Regions from separate parts of the Homo sapiens genome. Here region 2 is linked to region 1. A link is an interaction called in ENCODE POLR2A ChIA-PET data of the cell type or tissue named here. Cell type or tissue: MCF 10A. All regions are shown on one strand.

Region 1 (4,000 bases):
AAATAAATTTGGCAAAATAAGTATAAAATTGTACACTGAAAGCTATAAAGCATCACTGAAAAAAGTTAAAGACTTAAATAAATTGAAAGGTGCTCCATGTTCATGGATTGGAAGACTTAAAATTGTTAAAAGGACAATATTCCCCCAGTTGACCTACAGGTTTAACAAAATCCCAGCGGCCTTTTTTTCCCCTGCAGAAATTGACAAGCTGAGGCTAAAATCCATATGGAAATGCAAGGAACTCAAAATATCCAAGATAATCTTGAAAAAGAAGAACAAAATTAGAGGACTCACATTTCCCAACTTCAAAACTTAGTACAAAGCTACAGTAATCAAGACCAGCCTCTGGCATAAGGATGGATGTATATAGATCATTGGAACAGAATTGAGAGTCTAGTCAATAAATAACAACAAAAAGACAAATACAGGCCAGGTGTGGTGGCTCATGCCTGTAATCCCAGCACTTTGGGAGGCCTAGGTGGGTGGATCACTTGAGGCCAGGAGTTCAAGACTAGCCTGGGCAACATAGCAAGACCTCGTCTCTACAAATATATATTTTTTTAATTAGCCAGTTGTAGTGGCATGCACCTGTAGCCCCAGCTACTTGGGAGGCTGAGATGGGAGGATCACTTGAGCCTGGGTGGTGGAGGCTGCAGTGAGCTGACATGACAACACTGCACTCCAGCCTGGGCAACAAAGCAAGACCCTATCTCAAAAACAAAACAAAACAAAAAGATAAAGTAAATATGGAAAAATTGCTAATAATTATTAAATCCAGTTAATGGGTACTTGCGTGTTCATTATATCACTCTCTCTATTTATATATATGTTTCATATTTTCCCATAATAAAAAGTCAAAAAATGGAAATTTTTATAACAAAATGCAAATCTCTAGTTCATCTTGGAAAATCAAGAGTTGGCTGGGCACAGTGGCTCACGCCTGTAATCCCAGCACTGTGGGAGGTTGAAGCGCATGGATCACCTGAGGTCAGGGGTTTGAGACCAGCCTGGCCAAAATGGACAAACCCCTCCTCTACTAAAAATACAAAAATTGGCTGGGCGTGGTGGCACATGCCTGTAATCCCAGCTACTTAGGAAGCTGAGGCAGGAGAATCGCTTGAACCTGGGAGGTGGAGGTTGCAGCGAGCCGAGATCATGCCATTGCACTCCAGTCTGGGCGACAGAGCAAGACTCTGTCTCAAAAAAAAAACAGAAAGAAAAATCAAGAGTTGTGCTAACATTAAATCCATGTTTCTCTGGGGCAGCCATTAGCTAGGAAGGGGCAGCTTCCCCCAAGAGGGCTTGCAGAGACCGGGGAGACCTGGTTCCCATGGTCCCACCACCCTCTAGTGAGTAGGACACAAGCCTGCGGCCTGCCTGGCCCCTGGAACCTTTTAGCTTGTAACGTCAGACTCTCACTCCACCAGGCATTCAAAGCCCGTACTAACCTGGCCCTGGGCTGCCTTCTCGGCCTCATCTCTAATCTTTCCCCACCCATTCCAGCATTCTGGATGACTCATTGCTCCCAAAATACATCACGCACATTCCTACCTTCATGTCTTTGCACATGCTAGTTCCTCTACCTGGAACGACCTTTCTCTCTCTTTTCCACCTGGCAGACTCCCAACCAGAGGTGGCCCCTGCAGGGAGCTTTCCCAGACCTCCTCTGGGACAGCTAGTTGCTCTTTCTGTTGGACCCCATCAATTTCATCTCCTTCCTCCCTCTCCACCACCAACTGTCCAATCCCTGCATGGCTTCGCCCTCAACGTGGGGGTCTCCAGAGGACGCTGCCCACACTGATTCACCACTGGGTGTCCAGCGCCCTGGCACAAGCCTGGCACAGGGTAAGTGCTTCTTAAAGTTTGTGAAGGAAAACCAACCGAAGGTCAGATCGTGGTTAAGAGCATTCTAGAACCAGGTCACCTGGCTTCAACTCCCAGCTCTGCCATGACTCAGCTGTGCAACCTGTTTGAGAAACTTAACCTGTCTGTGCCTCAGTTTTTTCATCTGTAAAATGAGAATAACAGTACCTTCCTCACAGGGTTGTTTTGAGGATTAAGTAAATTAATATATCCCCACTGGGCACGGTAGCTCACATCTGTAATCCCAGCTCTTAGGGAGACTAAGGCAGGAGGATAGCTTGAGCCAAGGAGTTCGAGACCTACCTGGGCAATATAGCAAGACCCTGTTCTCCACAAAAAAGGGGGAAAAAAAGTTAATACATGTAAGGTACTTAAAATCATGCCCGGTTCCCAGAAATAAGGACTAGATGAATGCATATTAAATAAAAATTAAATAAGCAGGCTCAAAGATGGGCAATTACCAAGACCCTCCCTGAGACCTGGTCCAGTGTCAGGCCCTCTTCCCTCTGGTGACCTGTGTCCCCCATGGTGTGGAAATGAGTGTTGGCAGTGCAGAATCACAGCCTGAAGTGACACCAAGTCCATTTTGCTCATTAGTTAAGGAAAAGGCCTCCGTGGGTGCCTACGGCTCTTTCATACCAGTAAATCTCTTGCCAGTTTCTCTTTTAAACAAAAAGAAAACAAACTTTAGGCTCAGTGCCTTTGGGCATCAATAGTTTGATGTGGAACTTGAATAGCATTGTTCTGTTTTCAGAACTTGCTGTGATATTGATTTCGCATTTTCAATAGTGATTAGAAAGTCTTCCTTTTCAATAAATGTACTTACGTATTTTTAAGTAAGTTGATTCAAAGATGAAGATTAAGACAGTAAGTAGAGATGGTGTGTGAAGGTAACAAAAACTGGGACTGGGGCCTGCAGAAGATGAACATTTGGGAAGCACAGTTGTAGGGACTGAGAGAGAAGACAGGGCCTTCCCTTGGGGCAATTTCATTCTTGGGTTAGTACAGAATGACACAGGATTGATAATAACAGCTTACACCTCCTTGCATGCTTTCCAAGCACCGGCCCTTTACATGAGCTACTTCTTTTACTCTCTGCAGCATTACTTTCAGGGAGGAGGTAATATAATTCCCATTTGATTAAACAGGAAAGTGAGCCCAGAGGGGTGAGGTAACTTGCCTAAGGTCACACAGTTTATAAGAGGCTGAAGCCAGATTCAAACCTAGGTCCATCCAATGCCACTGCCCATGGACTACATAGGTTCCTGCTCACCAGAGAAATTCAGCTCCCAGCAACTCAAAAAACCAACTCTAAGCTATGATCAGCTTCGGAGTTTCCAGAGCCAGCATGGGGAGGAGATGGAGGTGGGGGGCTGAGGGGATAGAAGACAGACAGATGCCACCCTGGTACAAAACCTGAGATGCTCCAAACCTCACACCCTAGGACAACTGAGAACTCAGGGCCATGCCCTGCCTCTGCCACGGGGGCACAACAGCAGGAAGACTAGACAACAGCAATGGCAGCTGATGCTTACAGACTACTTCCTGCTTGTCAGCCCTGTGGCGTGTGTATATACCCTTCGTATAGAGGCTCTGCTTCAACCTTGTGAAAACTCTTTGAGGTGCGTCTTCTAGAAGTTAGAAATTTGAGGTCTGGCGGGAAGAAAAGATATAGCAAGCAAGGGGCTGAGTCTAAGCCTTACTCTTAACACTCACTGTGCTCCTTCCAGAAAACAAGCATTTGTCAGGGTGTTGGCATGACAACCTGAAAACTTTAGGCGCCTCCCCAAACATACCAGCTTCCCTCCACAATCCAGTATCTATGACCTTAAAAGGCATCACAAAAGAGTTCTTAGCTACAAAATCAGAAGACATAAATCTAGTTCCCTCTCGATCGCTTTGTGGCTGTGAGTATATCTGTATCCTTTTCTGCACCTCAGTCTCCCCAACTGCTCAGTGACAGGGTTGGGACTACTCTGAGGGCCTGAATGGGTCTACAGCAACACTGTCCAATAAATATAACATGTATCACATTGTAATGTTAAATGTTCTAGTAGCCACATTCAAAAAAGTAAAAAGAAACAGTGCAATTAATTTTAATAATGTATTTTGTCAAAGCTGATGTATCTAAAATGTA
Region 2 (4,000 bases), 460 kb before region 1:
CAACCTCCGCGTCCCAGGTTCAAGCGATTCTCCTGCCTCAGCCTCCTGAGTAGCTGGGATTACAGGTATGCACCACCACGCCTGGCTAATTTTTGTATTTTTGGTAGAGACGGGATTTCACCATGTTGGCCAGGCTGGTGTTGAACTCCTGACCTTAGGTGATCTGCTTCCAAGGGCTCTTATGCAGATAAAGTCATAGTAGAAGCCGTCGGCAGCATGCCCGGCAGCTGGGGGATTGGATTCGCTGTAGGGACAGAGGATCTGGGCAAAGCACCAGGAGCACCCCTTACCCTACACCTTTGCCCAGTGAGCATTGTGTCCCTGAAGGCTTAGAGTGCAAATGATCCGAGGATATTCTCTTAGACTGGGTGCTCAGTTAAGCTGTTACTCTCTGTTCACTTTTCAAGGAAAGAGTATTCTGCTTGGCACTCCAAAGAAGGTGGTGACTACTATGTGTCAGCACAGTACCTTTGTATTTTTAGTAGAGATGGGGTTTCACTATGTTGGCCAGGCTGGTCTTGAACTCCTGACCTCAGGTGATCCACCTGCCTCAGCCTCCCAAAGTGCTGGGATTACAGGCGTGAGCCACCGCGCCTGACCTGCCGCTTGCTTCTCACCACTATACTTCTATACACTTTTGTGGTACTATCCCGTCCTTCTGTATTACTCTATGCCTTTATTACTACATGTTTCTCTGCTACTCTACTCTGTGCTTTATGCTACTGTTCTACTGTAGATGTGTCTCCTCCCTGAATCTTCAGTGAGTGATGGAGTATGACGTAGTCTTCTGACCTTCCAGATAAAGAAACCAAGGCTTAGGGAGGTGAACAGTTCTGGGCCTTCTGCCCTCTTTGGCCACTTATCAGTCTGTGGGAGGTGAACAGGCCTTGCATCTGAGGTCAGCGTGAGACTCAGTGGAAATGAGCAGACAGTGTTGCTTATGGCTTCTACACATTCGAAGTGGGCAGGGAAGGGGGTGAGAGTTCCAAGCACATATCTTCAGTTTTATAATTTTTAAAAAATTTAAAATTTTTTTTTTCATTTTTATTTATTTTTGAGATGGAGTCTCACTCTGTTGCCCAGGCTGTAGTGCAGTGGCGCAATCTCGGCTCATCACAACCTCCACCTCCCGGGTTTAAGCGATTCTCATGCCTCAGACTCCCAAGTAGCTGGGATTACAGGTGCCTGGCATCACGCCCAGCACCTCCCAAAGTGCCAGGATTACAGGCGTGAGCCACTGTTCCTGGTCTTATATATACATTTTTTTTTTTTTTGAGGTGGAATTTTACTTTTGTTCCCAGGCTGGAGTGCAATGGCATCATCTTGGCTAACCACAACCTCTACCTCCTGGGTTCAAGCGATTCTCCTTCCTCAGACTCCCAAGTAGCTGGGATTACAGGCATGTGCCACCATGCCTGGCTAATTTTGTATTTTTAGTAGAGACAGGGTTTCTCTGTGTTGGTCAGGCTGGTCTCGAACTCCCGATCTCAGGTGATCTGCTCGCCTAGGCCGCCCAGAGTGCTGGGATCACAGGTGTGGTGAGCCACCGCACTCGGCAATTTTTTTTTTTTTTTAATTAAAAAAAATTTTGTTTTTTACCTGAACCTGACAGTAGCTGGTGCCATTTTATAATTTTTGCCATAGCCTGAATGATTCAGTTGCTTATTTCACAGAGCTTCGTGGAAATGCTCTGTAAATTATTAGGGCTAGAGACTTGTGAGACTTCATCTTGGAACTGAAAGAGACCTTAGAGTTCATCTAGTGGAAGATTCATTTACAGGAGCAGGAACTTGGCTTAGGGAGGTTAGTGATGTGCCTGATGGCACCCCACCCACAGAGCTGGGGTTCAAAGGCCCCCTGCTGCCCCCTGCAGGACAGACAATGCTGTGAAGAATCACTGGAACTCTACCATCAAAAGGAAGGTGGACACAGGAGGCTTCTTGAGCGAGTCCAAAGACTGCAAGCCCCCAGTGTACTTGCTGCTGGAGCTCGAGGACAAGGACGGCCTCCAGAGTGCCCAGCCCACGGAAGGCCAGGTGAGACAGCTGCTCAGCCTTTGGCTTGGTTTGATTTCACATTCATCTGACACCATCTCATTGAACACCTTGTCCACAGCTATTGGTCAGTTTCTGCCACAGAGTCTAAAAGTGGGCTCTGTGCTTCTGGGGCCTTGTGAGACTTCTGCACATAACTGGCACTTGTCTGCCTGCAGATGAAGGATAGCAGAGCAAGCTGATTATATAAAACTGTGAATTAGTTAAGGAGATCCTCAGCCTCCATCTCTCCTTGCTGGTGGCCACCTTCTTACCTGTTGCTCATTTTAATTTTTTAAAACTGAAAGCATGTTTGCAATAAAAAAATCAGAGGTGGCTGGGTGCGTTGGTTCACACCTGTAATCCCAGCAAGTTGAGAGGCTGAAGCGGGCGGATTGCTCAAGCCCAGGAGTTGGAGGCCAGTTCAGGCAACATGGTGAAACCTTGTCTCTATCTTTTTAATTAAAAAAAATTAAAAAATGTATTGAGTTGTAATTTACGTACTCTAATAAACAGTTTTGAGTTATGACAAAGCATACAGCCATGTAACCACTGTCACAGTCAAGGTATACAACAGTCCCATCACCCCAGAATTCCCTCGTGCTCCTTTTCTTAGCCTTTTTTCGGCCCTTAGCTCCTTGCACTGTGATCTGTTTTCTGTCTCTATAATTTTGACTTTTCTAGAAATTAACAATTAAAATCCTATAGTATTACATTTGCAGGCTGTTTTTTTTGAGACAGAGTTTTGCTCTGATGCCCAGGCTGGAGTTGCAGGGTGTGATCTTGGCTCACTGTAACCTCTGCCTCCTGGGATCAAGCGATCTCATGCCTCAGCAACCTGAGTAGCTGAGATTACAGGCATGCACCACCACGCCTGACTAATTTTTGCATTTTTAGTAGAGATGGGGTTTCACCACGTTGGCCAGGCTGGGTTTGAATTCCTAGCCTGAAGAGATCCGCCTGCCTTGGCCTCCCAAAGTGTTGGGATTACAGATGTGAGCCACCATGTCTGGCACTACATTTGCAGTTTTTATTTATTTATTTTTTGAGATGGAGTCTCTGTCGCTCAGGCTGGAGTGCAGTTATATGATAGCTCACTGCAACCTCCGCCTCCCAGGTTAAAGCGATTCTGCTAACTCAGCATCCCGAGTAGCTGGGATTACAGGTGCACACCACCATGCCTGGCTAATTTTTGTATTCTTAGAGATGGGGGTCTCACCATGTTGGTCAAACTGGTCTCAAACTCCTGACTTCAAATGATCCACCCACCTGAGCCTCCCAAAGTGCTGGCATTACAGACGTGAGCCAGCATGCCCCAGCTACATTTGCAGTTTTAAAAATGAAATCAGTATATACTTATGTTAACATCCACTGTCCTATATACCAGAGCAAAGTTTTTATTTATATTTTTTAGCTATATCTCTAAAGGTTATTTTTCAAAATAAAAATTTGGGTAGGGCGTGGTGGCTAACATCTGTAATCCCAGCACTTTGGGAGGCCAAGGCTTTTGGATCTCTTGAGCCCAGGAGTTTAAGACCAGCTTGGGCAACATGGTGAAACCCCATTTCTATAAAAAGGAAAATTAGCTGTGTGTGATTTTGTGCACCTGTAGTCCCAGCTACTTGGGAGGCTGAGGTGGAAGGATTATTTGAGCCTGGGAGGTGGAAGTTGCAGTGAGTTGAGATCCCGCCACTGCACTCCAGCTTTTATTTATAAATAAAATAAAAATTTGAAGGCCGGGCACGGTGGCTCACGCCTGTAATTGCAGCATTTTGGGAGGCCGAGGCGGGTGGATCACGAGGACAGGAGATTGAGACCATCCTGGCTAACACGGTGAAACCCCGTCTCTACTAAAAGTACAAAAAATTAGCTGGGCGTGGTGGCGGGTGCCTGTAGTCCCAGCTACCCAGGAGGCTGAGGCAGGAGAATGGCGTGAACCCGGGAGGCAGAGCTTGCAGTGAGCCGAG

Evidence for each region. Peaks named below come from ENCODE experiments on the same cell type or tissue, not always from the same donor. Only the 100,000 strongest peaks of a DNase experiment are listed, where the experiment ranks them.
Region 2: POLR2A ChIA-PET joins it to region 1 with 5 read pairs; 2 of 35 experiments call an interaction of 5 or more read pairs at or near these places.

Annotation. Positions count from the first base shown.
Region 1 is chr20:44,150,317-44,154,316 of GRCh38, forward strand. The region is part of intron 2 of JPH2 (junctophilin 2); the gene reads right to left. It overlaps LOC124904909 (a long non-coding RNA gene), which reads left to right and starts at 1,602. Exons shown (of 2, transcript XR_007067596.1): 1 at 1,602-1,845. RefSeq lists an enhancer at 3,002-4,000. In MCF 10A, no CTCF peak of the experiment used is centred here; a DNase peak (open chromatin) is centred at 1,515.
Region 2 is chr20:43,690,284-43,694,283 of GRCh38, forward strand. MYBL2 (MYB proto-oncogene like 2) reads left to right here. Exons shown (of 14, transcript NM_002466.4): 6 at 1,874-2,036. Among named protein-coding and RNA genes, the nearest start is that of MYBL2, 25 kb to the left of the region's middle. In MCF 10A, a CTCF peak has its summit at 1,862 (motif pointing left); a DNase peak (open chromatin) is centred at 1,868.